Regions from separate parts of the Homo sapiens genome. Here region 2 is linked to region 1. Evidence: read pairs that join two places in POLR2A ChIA-PET (ENCODE). Cell type or tissue: PC-9. All regions are shown on one strand. Each heading gives the region's core, and the rest is flanking DNA. Links, peaks and the distances in the headings are about the cores only.

Region 1 (7,670 bases), core at 1-4,000:
CCTCGGGGTATTTCACAAGACAGGTCACCTCTTGTGAAAGTCCGAAGTAATTCTCTGAAAGCTCCTTCCACGCATGTCACAAAACCATCATTTAGCCAGAAATCATTTGTTTCTATCAAAGACCAAAGACCAGTAAATCACTTGCATCAGAACAGTCTGTTGAATCAGCAGACATGGGTAAGGACTGACAGTGCCCCCGATCAGCAAGTGGAGACTGGGAAATCCCCCTCTTTATCTGGAGCCTCTGCCAAGCCTGCCCCTCAGTCGAGTGAAAACGCTGGTACTTCAGATTTAGAACTACCTGTCAGTCAAAGGAATCAAGATTTAAGTTTACAAGAGGCTGAAACTGAGCAATCAGATACTTTAGATAATAAAGAAGCTGTCATCCTAAGGGAAAAACCTCCATCTGGACGCCAGACACCGCAGCCTTTAAGGCATCAGTCTTACATCTTGGCAGTAAATGACCAGGAGACCGGGTCAGACACTACCTGCTGGCTGCCCAATGATGCACGTCGAGAGGTCCACATAAAAAGAATGGAGGAAAGAAAAGCCTCGAGTACCAGTCCGCCTGGCGATTCTTTGGCTTCCATCCCATTTATAGGTGAGCTCATTTAGAGTCATTGGCTAATATGCCAAATGTATAAGAAATCTTTCCAGAAAAGTATTATTTCTAGTTCAATAGGCATAGAAGTCTTACACTGTGATTTTAAAATGTTTCTAGTGAATCTCATAAGCTGTGCTTCAACCAGAGCTTTCACAAACCTCTTTAAAAGTTATTTCTAGTACCAATTTTCCTTTTTTTAAAAAAAAAACAAAAACTTCATGTACCTAGTACCCATTTCAAATTTTTATTTTGATGAAACAAATTCCTGAGATTAAGGAAATCAGCGAAGCAAATTATACCTAATTGTTGATTCAGGTGAATGAAAAACCAAGTGGAACAGTTTTGATAATTAGTTACCAACCTTTCATTTAAACAGTGCTTTTACTTTCTAAAACATATTTCTTTGTAAATTTAACGTGTACTGAGAGAAAAGACCTCTTCATTGTCAAGTTAGTTTGCCATACTATAAATCCTGGAACAGATTTAGAGAAGTTACTTAAATTATAAGCGTGTGCCACAGTTGCCGGCACCTGTCCTGTTGAGTCTTCTGTCTGCTCCCTCCCACCCCAGATCTGTTCTCCATACAGCAGCCAGTGTGATGTTTTTAAAAATGTCAATTAGATCACACCACTCCTCTGTGCAGAACCCTCTGTTTCCTTCCCATTCATCTCACCCAAAATAGCATGCAAAATCCTCCCGTGATCTGAAAGGCCCTCCATGGTCTGCCTCACAACTCCCTCTCTGATGGTGTCAGAGAGATCCTACTTCGTGATCTCCTATCACAATCTTCCATGTGCATCCCATCTGCAGCCTCACCAGCCTCCTTGCTGTCAGGTGTGTGTTGCTACAGGGACAGGTACAGCTGGTTTCTAACCCTGGTATACATTCCACAGATAGTTAACAAGCCTCTGTCTTCCTCATGACATTTGGGTCTCTGCTCAAAGATCTTATCCAAGCAGGCTTTGTGACTCACCTATCTAAAACAGGTATCCCACGCACAGACACAGAAACGGACATTCTCTTCCCTTAAGCTTTTTTATTTATCTTCGTATTACTGTTTCCACTTGACATGTTTTGTTTTTTTGTTACATGTTTCTCAGTAGAACTAAAACATAAACTACATGAGAGCAGAGATTTAAAATCTTTGGTTCACTTTTGTGTCCCTAATGCCTAGAACACTGCGTGGCACATAAAGAATTCACTCAGTAAGTATTTGTTGAGATAATGGCTGAAAGACAATTTTGAAATGCTGGTTAAATGTATAGCACAACAATACAGTTCTCATCATGACTGTGCAGCTCTAAAACATCATCTGCTAACAGGTGATGACTTATGTCCTTAATATTATCTTCATTTTATAAGTGAGAAATTTAAGGTATAGAGAGGCTAAATAACATCTCTAAAATCGCATAGTAAGTGATAAGAGACAGGGTCTCTAGGTTTGCCTCATTCAGCCTCGTCCCAGAGCACAGCTCCAGGGAGCACGCCATTTATATGGAATGCCTGTGAAGAGCGCCCCCTGGAGGCATGCGATGCAGGGGCTTTTTTCCTTCTCTTTTTGCCACCAACCAAGGCCATACTTGTAGTCCCCCTGGTGTCCCATGGGTTTATGAAAAGAGTTCTCCATCATTTTACAATATAATATGCTTCTCTTTGAGTACTAGTTGAGTTTTTCTTTTCTACGGGAACATTTTTAAAGCTGTTGAGGACTGTTGTTTCTTTTCTACGGAAACATTTTTAAAGCTATCAATTGTAAAGCTATTGATAGCTTTAAAAATGTTTCTTGAGAAAACACTTAATTGGATAGGTGACACTAAAAGCTTTTTTAAAAAGTTCCACACAGCTTATGTTTTTTTTTATAAATCGGATATATTCAAGTTGTCAACATTGTGGGGAATCTCAACCTAAATTGTACCCATATTCATATCTATACCCCTAAGGCCAAGCTCAGCAAATAGTAGACTCCTGTTGTAGATGGAATCTTATACATCATCTAGAATAGATATTTTATAGAAGGCAACTGATGACGAATGATTGTTTTATGAAGTTTTAAAATGTAAAAAAATCTTACAACCTGTGGCTGTTTCACAGGCCCATGCGATCTTATCAGAACAGTGGCATCATATTTTCTTCCTACATAATAACAACAATATAATCAGATTACATTGGAGTAGTAAAAAAATGTGCTGGATATATCTGTTAATATTTCTTCCTAGTTATGAAGTATAGAAATAAAACAATTATGTTATTAAAGAGAAGATTTTGGCTAAAATAGAAAATAAAGATCTGTATAATTCTATATACATATAGATTGATGTAAATAAATAATTTTATTTACTAAGAATAAAAGTACTCTCTAATTAGTTCCTATCTTATTTGACTTTCGCCCTCCTTCCCCCGCTGCTCACCTTCTGCTGTGCGGCCCAGCTCCTAACCGGCCATGGACCAGTACCAGTCTGCAGCGCAGGAGTTGAGGACCCCTGCTATATACTAAGGTTGCAGGAGGCATACAGGCATACAAAACAAAATGAATACATTTTGTTTTTAAATTTGGAATATTACTCATTAACAGTATTTTGTTTACTGTTCCCACCCCCCACTTTATAAAGCTGCATAGTAAGTCCTGAAAATAAATTTCAACTTCTTTTATAAGTAAACACAAACCTCAACAATGTGAGCTGTTCATGAGTAATCTCACGGTGAATAGCAGATATTACAATGTGTTCTAAAATCCTGACTTCCTACACTTCTCTAATTTATACCACTCATTACTAGTAATACAAAAATGCTACGACTGTTACCTACACTCAGGGTTTCATCTTAACTTTCTTTCTCCATAGTTTTGTCATATCTCTTAAGACTCCTCCTCCATCTTACCCCAACATTGGCTGCGTGTGTGCTCAGTTGAGGGTTAGCCCTAAGTTAAATTGAATTTGATGGTCACAGCCTTATTGGCACTGCCATATCAAGATGATTTAGAAGTGTTAGATTTGGTAAGATATAGCTGGATTACATTGTCCATACAGGGGAACTTAGCTCCCTGAAATTTACCCAAAGGGAAGAGGTGACCATTCCCTATACCCAGTTTCTCCCTTTGGGAGCTCTGGGCTCAGTGCCAGTGGTGATATGACAGGACGATGCAATGAGCACCCAGCCCTTCTTTAATACTAATTCAGGCTGAGTCTTAGCAAATAGTCTGTTTATAAAGAGAAATCATATACTTTATCATCTTACATCTTTTATAAAGAGAAATCATGTACTTATCATCTTTATATGTCTTTTTCATATATTGGCTTTTCCCAAAAATGTGATGCCATTGGTACTTAAGCTTAGAGATTTTTGCTTCCACTATTTGAGTAACGATGTGAGGTAATTTAAAAAATAATAAAATAGTCCGGGTGCAGTGGCTTGCGCCCGTAATCCCAGCACTTTGGGAGGCTGAGGCAGTCAGATCACTTGAGGTTGGGAGTTCAAGACCAGCCTGGCCAACACAGTGAAACTCCATCTCTACAAAAAAAAATACAAAAATATTAGCTGGGCGTGGTGGGGTGCCTGTGAGCCCAGCTACTTGGGAGGCGGAGGCAGGAGAATTGCTTGAACCTGGGAAGCAGAGGTTGCAAAGAGCTGAGATCGTACCACTGCACTCCAGCCTGGGCGACAGAATAGTGAGACTCCACTCAAAAAATAAAATAAAATAATAAAATAACAAAAACTTATGCCGTGCTTTATAATCTACCACATACTTTATAATGTACCAGTCCTTACCATAACCCAGTGGGGAATTTATGGCAGAATTAATAACCCGTTTTATGGATAAGGAAAGTTAAGTACTTTGCTGAAGCTCTCTCAGAGAACTGACAGAGCCGATTGCCTGTTGGCTGCAAATTTCATATTCTTTGGACAGTGCCTCAAAATGAGCAAAAATTTAAATCTTGGATTTTACTTTTTTAAATCTTAGCTTGAAAAATCATTCTAAGTTTTATGCCGACTATTATTAGCTCAGATCACCCAGGTTTGAATTGGCATCTCTTCCCCATGCTTTTGTCATATCTCTAAGACTTCTCCTCCTCCCTCTTACCCCAACGTTGGCTGTATGTGTGCTCAGTGAGGGTTAGCCTAAGCTAAATTGAATTTGATGGTCATAGCCTTAACGGCACTGCCATATCCAGATGGTTTAGAAGTGTCGAGTTCGTTAACAAAAATGTTCCACCAATAAATAATTTTAGATGCTCTTTTATCTTTTCTTTGATAGTAGCATTAGTTTTTTTTGTTTGTTTTTGAGACGGAATTTCACTTTCGTTGCCTAAACTGGAGTGCAATGACACGATCTCAGCTCACTGCAACCTCCGCCTCCCGGGTTCAAGTGATTCTCCTGCCTCAGCCTCCCGAGTAGCTGGGATTACAGGTGTGCACCACCATGCCCAGCTAATTTTTTGTATTTTTAGTAGAAACGGGGTTTCACCATGTTAGCCAGACTGATCTCACAAACTCCTGACCTCAGGTGATCCGTCCCCCTCAGCCTCCCAAAGTGCTGGGATTACAGGTATGAGCCACCGCACCTGGCCACATTAACTTTTATTCTGAAACACTTTAAATTTCTTTGTAGCACACTTTATAGATTGCTATGCTTATTTATTTAGGGAAATACGTTTTTTTTAAAACCTAGCCGCATTTTTTTTTTTTTTTTGAGATGGAGTCTCACTCTGTCACCCAGCCTGGAGTGCAGTGGCATGATCTCGGCTCACTGCAACCTCTGCCTTCCAGGTTCAAGCGATTCTCCCACCTCAGTCTCCCAAGTAGCTGGGATTACAGGCGTGTGCCACCACACCCGGCTAATTTTTGTATTTTTAGTAGAAACGGGGTTTCACCATGTTGGCCAAGCTGGTCTCGAACTCCTGATCCGCCTGCCTCAACCTCCCAAAGTGCTGGAATTACAGGCGTGAGCCACTGTGCCCTCCCAAAACCTAGCTCTTATAAACTATGAAATTGTTTCACTAAAGTAGACTTTGGAGCCTTTTCACCTAGTTCCTTTAATGTTGAAAATAGACCCAAATCTCAAAAGCCCCCTAACAAATGCCTGGTTTATAAAAACCTAAAAATGTTTTATATGTTTACATAAATTAAATAGATAATTCCACCCCTTTAGTGGATTCGTAATTGTAGGCCTTTTGAACTAGAATTGGCCCTTCTCACTACCCAAGTCCAACTTCTTTATTTTATAGGTAGTGAATGTAATATCCAGAAAAGTTAAGTGGCTTTTGCAAAATCGAACACACCAGGTCTCTTGACCTCCCTACTCAGTCATCCACATTTCTACTCCCTTGCTGCTTTTCTGTGTACTAGAATTGAGAATTAATAATTTTCAAGATAGATTAGTGAAATTGGTGAGCTGATATTTATTAAATTTCTAAGTAAATGTTGAATTTGTTGAAATTGTTACAGCATGTCAGCTGGCAAGCTGGATCATTTTTCATACACACACGCTTGTACACTGGCCCATGGACACACACCCTCACCCCCAGATCTTAAGAGTTCAGTTAACTTGTTTGATCTATGGGACTGCAAAGATTCAGCCAAGTAATTGTAACCTGTTAACCGTGGCAAATCTAGAAGTGATCCTTCCACTTGCCCTTTGTAAAATTAGAGCCCTTGCTGTGCTGACCTGGTGCATGCTTTCTTGTAGATGAGCTGACCATGATATTGTGCACATCCCTGCTTTTGCTCTGATTTTGTCACCTCCCTTTCAAATACCTACTTCACAGTAGTTCCTCTTGGATTTACAACTCCACTCCCTCATCGTCAGCACTGACTGCCATCTTGCCATGGCAAACGTGAATAGGGAATTTATTCAAAATACTCTCCCCTTCCTAACCACTGTAAAACCATTTCTATCTAATAGGGAGATACAGCATTGACCTTTTGGTTATTAAGATAACCAAATCTCCAGATGACTTTGAAGAAGCTGAATGTTAATTTAAATCCATGTTCACAGAACTGACCATTAAAGAAACTTGGTCTTAATTAGAAAATTGAATTCCAGTTACGATAATTAGCTTAATTATTGTAAAAATTGGGAATATTTGAACTAGGTGATGGGCACCCATCACCAGTTCATATAAAACAGGACTTATTGCTTCAAAATTTTTATTTATAATTAGTGAAAAATGTTTAGTGAGCCTACTCAAGGTCTGTTGCTGGGTCAAAGATGAGAAGGCCATGTGAATATATTAGCATCATTTTTAAACATTCTTTCTCCAGGCCTTTTAAATATAATGTAAATGGAGTTGCTCCAGCATGCCATTTTTATCAGCTCTTGTACCTGATGTTCAGTAATTGGTATTAATGGGGCTCATTTAAATTTGCCTAGGGAGTTCAATTTTTTAGGATGTCTTTATTTCATTGGGCTTAACTCTGATTAAAAAAAAAAGTGGCATTGCCAAAGATTAATACATTATTACTTGAAAGAAGGAGCTTATGCTTGACTATTAATAAGATCATTTAACTTTAGCCGTTCACCTCCTTTGATTTAAATTGAGTGTATATCTCAGAAGGCAAATAAAAAGAAAGGATATTTGTCACATTTGAATTTATTTATTTATTTATTTATTTATTTTTGAAACAGAGTCTTGCTCTGTTGCCCAGGCTGGAGTGCAGCAGCCTGATCTCGGCTCACTGCAAGCTCTGCCTCCCGGGTTCATGCCATTCTCCTGCCTCAGCCTCCCGAGTAGCTGGGACTATAGGCGTCCGCCACCACACCTGGCTAATTTTTTTGTATTTTTAGTAGAGACGGGGTTTCACCGTATTAACCAGGATGGTCTTGATCTCCTGACCTCGTGATCCGCCCGCCTTGGCCTCCCAAAGTGCTGGGATTACAGGCGTGAGCCACCACACCTGGCCTGAATTTATTTTTAAGACACAGAATCCATTAGCAATATTTCCTCTCCTTTTCCCTAAGGATGAGGAAAAATCAAGATTTTAAGCGTATTTTGCTTGAGGTATGTCCCTTCTGGTAGGAGTTGGAACAGAAACAGCTTATTCAATTTCCATATTTTGGTAAAAAGATATA
Region 2 (7,670 bases), core at 2,299-6,298, 250 kb before region 1:
GTGCACTGGCGTGATCTCAGCTCACTGCAACCTCCACCTCCTGGTTTCAAATGATTCCCCTGCCTCAGCCTCCCAAGTAGCTGGGATTACAGGCACCTGCCACCATGCCCGGGTAATTTTTGTATTTTTAGTAGAGACGGGGTTTCACCATGTTGGCCAGGCGGGTCTCAAACTCCTGACCTCAAGTGATCCACCTGTTTCGGCTGCCCAAAGTGGAGCCACAAGGACTCTGACTACAAAACAGTGCACTTCCCTCTACTCTGAAGACAGCATAGTAGATCTATGTGTTAAATGGCTATCTAGCAGTAAATTGTGTTCCATAAAAATCAGAATTAACTTGTTGCTGTTAATGCATCACTAAGCCACCATTTGATGTTACTGTTACATTGGTGCATAAAACAACATCCTAGAAAGCTAAAATACTCAAAGTAATTTCCAGAAATTCATAAGTTTTAACGACCCTGGAGTGGTCTTTAGCTAATACGTCATTTTAGCATTTTATTGTAGGACACTGCCTTACAGGTTTATTACACAAAAGAAATAGTTTACCTTGTGCTTTTGCTATGGAGTCTGTCAAAGTGACAACTCTAAAATTCCCAAATGAATGCCAAGAAGAAATTTGCACATAGACGGCTGGGCATGGTGGCTCATGCCTGCAATCCCAGCACTTTCAGAGGCCGAGATGGGCAGATCATTTGAGGTCGGAAGTTGGAGACCTGCCAGGCCAACATAGCAAAACCCTGTCTCTACTAAAAATACGAAAATTAGCCAGGCATGGTGGTGCACACCTGTAATCCCAGCTACTTGGGAGGCTGAGGAAGAGGATCACTTAAGCTCAAGAGTTAAGGCTGCAGTGAGCTATGATGGCACCAGTGCACTCCAGCCTGGGCGACAGAACAAGACTCTGTCCCTTAAAAAAATAATAATAATAATCTGTATATCCATACCTTGTTTCCACTAGAGCCCTTTCCACAAGTTGCAATGTTTACCTTAGGGCTTATTTTTTATTTGCCTGTCTCCCCAACCAGGAAGTCAGCATGAAGTGGGCAGAGACCATACCTGGTCCATAACAAATTGGAATAAATATTTGGTGACTGAACAAGTGGATGGTCCTCTTATATAGAAATTAGAAAGAAGTCTTTGATTAGTTTGGGGTAAGAGAGGACAGGGCAGAGGGAAATGGTAAATAAGCCCACATGGTCACACCCAAGGACACACCCACCAGCTGGTTAGTTGAGAGGTGGAGAGAAAGGTGCTGAGTGAGGGAGGAGCACCCTCTTTGTTGAGGCAGAAAGGCTTCCTCATAGGAGATTCAACGGGGACTGAGGAAGTGAATGCAACACAGCTGAGGTGGAACAGTGAAAAAAATTTCACTTAGCTTTTAAAATTTCCTTTTCCTTAAAAAAGATAAAGGCCTTCCAATATGCCTTGGCATAACACCAAATAACCACCAGAAGTAGCCAGAGCCCAGTTTGAGCATCACAGTTGTAAATGTTTTAGAAGCTATTTCTGGCATGAGTCAACGGATCATGTAGGTAGAGGCAATGTATTGTTTGTGGAGTTTTTCAGCTGTAGGGGAACTATTAAAATCCATTTGTTTCCATTTGATAGGTAATAAAAATCATTAGTTGTCACTGGGTTTGGGAAACTTAAATGCCCATTACAGCCCTGGGGAAGGGTTTTTGGTCTTATGGAGTGAGTTTGTTAGCATTTACATTATAGTTGCTGCCTTAGGATAGTAGGCTGCTACAATGACTTCTTTGGGTAGCCATTTTCATAAGAAATAAAATACAAGATATGAGTAAGGTTAAAAAAAAAAAAGATAAAGGCCTTCATATGACCCACGCTGTTCACTCATTCTTCATTCAGCCTCTCCGTGAAAGGTTATCAATTAAGTTAGATAGAACAAATAAGCCCCACTATTCAATGGCAATGTAGAGCGACGATGGTTAACAGCAATGTGTTGTATATTTCAAAGTAGCTAGAAGACTTGAAATGTTCCCAACACATAGCAATAATAGACAGTCAAGGCAATGGCTACCCCAAATACCCTGACCTGCTCATTACGCATTCCATGCATGTAACAAACACTCATGTACTCCGTAAATACATAAAACATTGTGTATCAACGAAAAAATAAAATTTAAAAAATAAGGATTGGCAAGATTTTAGAAATAAGTTTTAGAGGCTCTCCAAAATCTTCCCATCATGCAGAATATACACTAGCTGGAAAAAAAAAAAAATGTAAAAGGAAAAGGCACCCAACAGTTAGTGGGTACTTGTTTTAATGGGTGTAGAAGAAAGTCTGAAACTGCAATAAATATCTGCAGTGGATGAAAGGATTGTTGAGGCCAGGAGTTTGAGACCAGCCTGGGCAACATAGTGAGACTGTGTCTCTACAAAAGAAATTTAAAATTTAATTTATTTAATAATTTAAAATGGTGGTGCACACCTGTAGACTCAGCTACTCAGGAGGCTAAGGTGGGTGATCACTTGGGCTCAGGAGGTTGAGACTGCAGTGACTTCTCCTTTCTCCTGTAGTGATAATACAATTTGTCAGTCATTCAGTAAACTTACATTTAAAGTACATTTATCATCATGTTATTACTCTGCCAGGAATTTGTTCCCAGGAAACACACCTTCTCTTATTTCATGCTTGGCACTCTAAGAAGAGCCCCATAGGTCTTTCCATGCAAGACTCTTTCCTTGGATTTAAAGAAATCCAAAGAATGAAGGATTCCTTAGGATTCAGATAGTCTTAGAGAGGGGAGGGTGAGCTTTTACCTGGAATAGAAGGGTTTGTGACTAACACAGAAAAGAGAGCAAGGGCCCCCCAAGGGCAACAGTTGACCCCCAAGCCTCAAGGTACTCCTCCATAGCTATCACTGTCATGTACCCAAAACCAACGATCATTCCCTCCAAATAAATTTAAAAAACCATTAAGCCAGCCAGCCACGGTAGCTCATGCCTGTAATCCCAGCGCTTTGGGAGACTGAGGCGAGTGGATCACTTGAGGTCAGGAGTTTGAGACCAGCCTGGCCAACATGGCAAGATCCCGGTCTCTACTAAAAATACAAAAATTAGCCAGACGTGATGGCACACACCTCTAATCCAAGCTGAGGCAAGAGAATTGCTTGAGCCCTGGAGGCAGAGGTTGCAGTGAGCCAAGATCATGCCACTGCACTCTAGCCTGGGTGACAGAGCAAGACCCTGTCTAAAAAAAAAAAAAAAAAAATTAAACCTACAAAAACCCCACCAAAATTTAATACAATACCGCAACCTATCCCCCACTAATAATTAGCCCTAATCCTTCATAAATAGGTGACGGCTTTGAAGAAAATTCCACAAAGCCTACAACAAGAATAAAACTTAATAAAAATAAAAATATGGAATGGGGTAATCGAGAAAAGAGTAGGATCACTGGACATAAGTGGACCAGCATGACTGAAGGAAATTAATCAAAAACAGGGAAGTAGTAGGAAAAAAAAAATGAAAACACGGGGTTTGATGTGTAGAATACATTGAAAGTCTCAATGAAGAGCTGAACTTGCTCAGCAAAGCAAACAGGAGACACAAAAGTATTTGAGCAGAGATGACATCATGGAGCTGTGTTTTAGGAAAATGAAACTGACAAGAGGGAAGAATGGCTGAAAGAGAGGAGAGAGCAGTTTGGAGGCGGGGTAGGCGGAGCCTGCAGGAGCACTTGAACTACAGGAGCCAAGTTAGGGTGGAAGAGAAGGAATCGTGGTATCAAAAGGAGCCGTGACAGAGTTAAATGAAGGAGGGAGGGCTAGAAAGGATTTTTTAAAATTAAATTTGTGTATGAAAGAACTCTATAAAACATGGGGAAATAGCTCACCTACATAATCTTGTCATGCTGTGAGTTAGAGGCATTATGAACCCATAACTGTATAATACTTCTGGAGCCCTTGAAGACATGGGATTAAAATATTTAGAAAAAAAGGAGACTCTACACAGCCCTCTCTCTCTCTCTCTCCCTCCCTCCATCTCTCTTTTTCTTTCTTTCTTCCATTTCTTTCTCCCTTTCTTTTTTTTAAATAAAACATTTTTTACTTTGAACCCCGAGAAACTACCTTTCTTTCTCATCTCTTCCTTGCTTTTTTTGTTCTCTTTCTTTCTCTCTTCCTTTCTCTCTTTTTCTTTCTTTTTGTATTTTTTTGCTTTTTTTAAAATTCCTTTCTCTCTCTTCCTTTCTCTCTCTTCTTTTCTCTCTCTCTCTCTCTCTTTCTTTCTTTTCTTCCAAGGAAAGGAAGCTCACAAGGGAAGCTGTCTGAGTCATGGTTCTAAATAGGTCATTGCTGTTGAATAAAGTGAGCCCTCAATGATTAAGTTAAATGGCCTCTTCAGTTCATGATGTTAAAAGCATTTTATTCGGTGTGTTTAAGCTGTCTACACAATGTACTCTCTGGCTGATTTTTTTTCCAAAGTTGATTTAATATTGGCACTTCATAAAATGTGTGTATCTATTAAAGTAAGATTTTATTCATATTCACGAGGAACCTCTGAAAGGGTGGAATAAAACAAAATGCATGGAAACAGGCTCAAATCTGGCACCATGAAAACACAGATGTGCAGGTTAAGCCCAAGATTTTGGGAGACATGCCCCCCAAACCTGCCCTCAAATAAGTTTTTTTTTCTTTTTTTTTTTTTTTTTTTTGAGGCAGAATCTCGCTCTATCGCCCAGGCTGGAGTGCAGTGGTACGATCTCAGCTCACTGCAACCTGCACCTCCCACGTTCAAGCGATTCTCCTGCCTCAGCCTCCTGAGTGGCTGGGATTAGAGGAGCCCACCACCATACCCAGCTAATTTTTGTAGTTTTAGAAGAGATGGGGTTTCACCAAGTTGGTCAAGCTGGTCTCAAACTTCTGACCTCAAGTGATCCACCCTCCTCAGCCTCCCAAAGTGCTGAGATTACAGGAATGAACCACTGTGCCCAGCCTAAGATTCTAATTAAATGCCAGAGTGAAGCATCGGAAACTGCCAAAAGTTCCCCCTTGGCTGCCTTAACTGTTTAAATCATTCTTTTTTTATTTCATCTGACTAAGCTGAGAACAATAATGGAAAGACCCACTGACTGATGATTCTGGAAATTTTGTGAATTATCACATAAAACGAAATGCTAAACTACATTCCCTTTTCCATGGGGTTTATATTCACATTCCTACTCATTCTCCATATCCCCAATACAGCTCATTGTCACTGCTGCCATTGCTCTTGATTAGTGTGATCACGGCCACCAAACTACACTGCTGCAGATGAGACGGTGTGGTGTGCAAATCACTGTGTGCTCTAAAATACTAGAAGTAGGAATAACCTATTTAAGAATATCATGTAGGTTTGTGCAATTCTTTCCTCCCTTCTTTTCTTCTTTCTTCCTTTCTTTTTCTTTTTTGTTAGGAAACCCCTTGTGATTAGTTTTGATCAGAATCATGCAACAGCAAAGAAAGCACACCCCAGAGATTCCTCATAGAGTTTTTGCCTGCAGCTCCTAGGCTGCAGATTTTACTGGCTTTCTGGGAGGAAATGAGCTAGGTGTGATGAGATGACTAAGACAGTAACTGGCAAACATCTCAGATGCAGTGATCAGAGTTATCAGATTGGAAGTGTTTAGGAGGCATGGTGTGTACTGAAAAGAGAAGTTGCCCACTCAAAAAACCTGAATTTTAGGAAATTGCTTAGTGCAAAATTAAAAGCAATAGACATTGATAATAGCTTGGTTAAGGAGGAATTGCAGATTGTTAAGGAAAAATGGAGGGGATGAATCAGAAATACAATGAACCAGAGAAAGTGAAAGAAATGAGGTCAAAATTGTTGATTCACTACACAGGTATTTCTTGAGTACCTACTAGATGCCAGTCTCCATGTTATGTATTTTTGTTCGTTTGTTTTGTTTTGTTTTGTTGAGACAGAGTCTCACTCTGTCACCCAGGCTGGAGTGCAGTGGCACGATCTCAGCTCACTGCAACCTCTGCCTCTCCGGTTTAAGCAATTCTTGTGCCTCAGCCTCTCGAGTAGCTGGGACTACAGGCGTGCACCACCATGCCTGGCTAATTTTTATATTTTTAGTAGAGACAGAGGTTCACCATGTTGGCTAGGATGTTCTCAAACTCCTGGCCTCAAGCAATCTGCCTGTCTTGGCTTCCCAAAGTGCTGGGATTACAGGTGTGAGCCATCGCACCCAGCCTCCATGTTATATATTGATTATATAAAGATAAATAGTTTTGGCTCCTTAGCTCTTTGAGCTAATCTTAGGCACAGCCATATCTCAGAGTTATTGTGGATTTGGTTTCAGATCACCACGATAAAGAGAGCCACACAAATTTTTTGATTTTTCAGTGCATATAAAACTTATGTTTATACTGTATGGTAGTCTACTAAGTGTGTGATAACATTATGTCTAAAAAATAAGGCACATAACTTAATGAAAAACTACTTCATTGCTAAAAAACAATGCTAATGATCATCTGAGCCTTCAGTGAGTCATCATCTTTTTGCTGGTGGAGGGTCTTGCCACGATGTTGATGGCTGCTGACTGATCAGGCTGGTGGGTGCTTCAGAAGGTTGGGGTGGCTGTAGCAATTTCTTAAAACAAGACAACAGTGAAGTTCACTGCTTAGATTGACTCTTCCTTTCATGAAAGATTTCTCTGTAGATTGTGATGCTGTTTGATAGCATTTTACCCACAGTAGAACTTCTTTCAAAATTGAAGTTAATCCTCTCCAGCCATGCTACTGCTTTATCAACTAAGTATATATAATATTTTAAACCCTTTGTTGTCATTTCAACAATGTTCACAGCATCTTCACCAGGAGTAAATTCCATCTCAAGAAATCACTTCCTTTGCTCATCCATAAGAAGCAACTCCTTATCTGTTCAAGTTTGATCATCAGGTTACAGCAATTCAGTCACATCTTCAGGCTCCACTTCTAATTCAGTTTCTCTTGCTATTGCCACCACATCTGCAGGTACTTCCTCCACTAAAGTCTTTTTTTTTTTTTTTTTTTGAGACGAGTTGTTGCTCTGTCGCTGGTGTGCAGTGGCATAGTCATGGCTCACCACAGCCTCTACCTCCCCAGGCTCAGGTGATCCTCCCACCTCATTTTTTGTAGAGACAGGGTTTTGCCACGTTGCCCAGGCTGGTCTCAAACTACTGGGCTCAAGCAATCCGCCCACCTCAGCCTCCCAAAGTGCTAGGATTACCTGTAGCAGCCACCGCCCTTGGCCTCTCCACTGAAACCTTGGGCCCCTCAAAGTTATGCATGAGGGTCGGAATCAACTTCTTCCAAACTCCTACTCATGTTAATATTTTGATCTCCACTCATGGACGATGAATGCTCTGAATGGCATCTAGAATGGTGGATCTTCAGGTTTTCAATTTACTTTACCCAGATCCATCAGAGGAATCACTATCTATGGGCAGCTATCACCTTACAAAATCTATTTCTTAAATAATAAGACTTGAAAGTTTAAATGACTCTATGGGCTGCAAAATGGATGTTGTGTTAGCAGGCATGAAAATAATCTCCTTGTAAACATCTCCATCAGAGCTCTTAGGTGACCAGGTAGATTGTTAATGAGCATAATATTTTGAAAGGAATCTTGTTTTCTGCGCAGTAGGTCTCAAGAATGGCCATAAAATATTCATTTCA

What was found. Peaks named below come from ENCODE experiments on the same cell type or tissue, not always from the same donor. Only the 100,000 strongest peaks of a DNase experiment are listed, where the experiment ranks them.
Region 2: POLR2A ChIA-PET joins it to region 1 with 20 read pairs; 3 of 35 experiments call an interaction of 5 or more read pairs at or near these places.

What each region holds. Positions count from the first base shown.
Region 1 is chr10:24,612,404-24,620,073 of GRCh38, reverse strand. ARHGAP21 (Rho GTPase activating protein 21) reads left to right here. Exons shown (of 26, transcript NM_020824.4): 9 at 1-601. Among named protein-coding and RNA genes, the nearest start is that of ARHGAP21, 110 kb to the left of the region's middle. RefSeq lists a silencer at 7,427-7,616. In PC-9, for the core only: CTCF peaks have their summits at 1,933 and 2,133 (motif pointing left); a DNase peak (open chromatin) is centred at 1,533; H3K27ac peaks cover 1,803 bases.
Region 2 is chr10:24,863,369-24,871,038 of GRCh38, reverse strand. All of the region lies in intron 4 of PRTFDC1 (phosphoribosyl transferase domain containing 1), which reads left to right. Among named protein-coding and RNA genes, the nearest start is that of PRTFDC1, 85 kb to the left of the region's middle. In PC-9, for the core only: no CTCF peak of the experiment used is centred there; no DNase peak of the experiment used is centred there.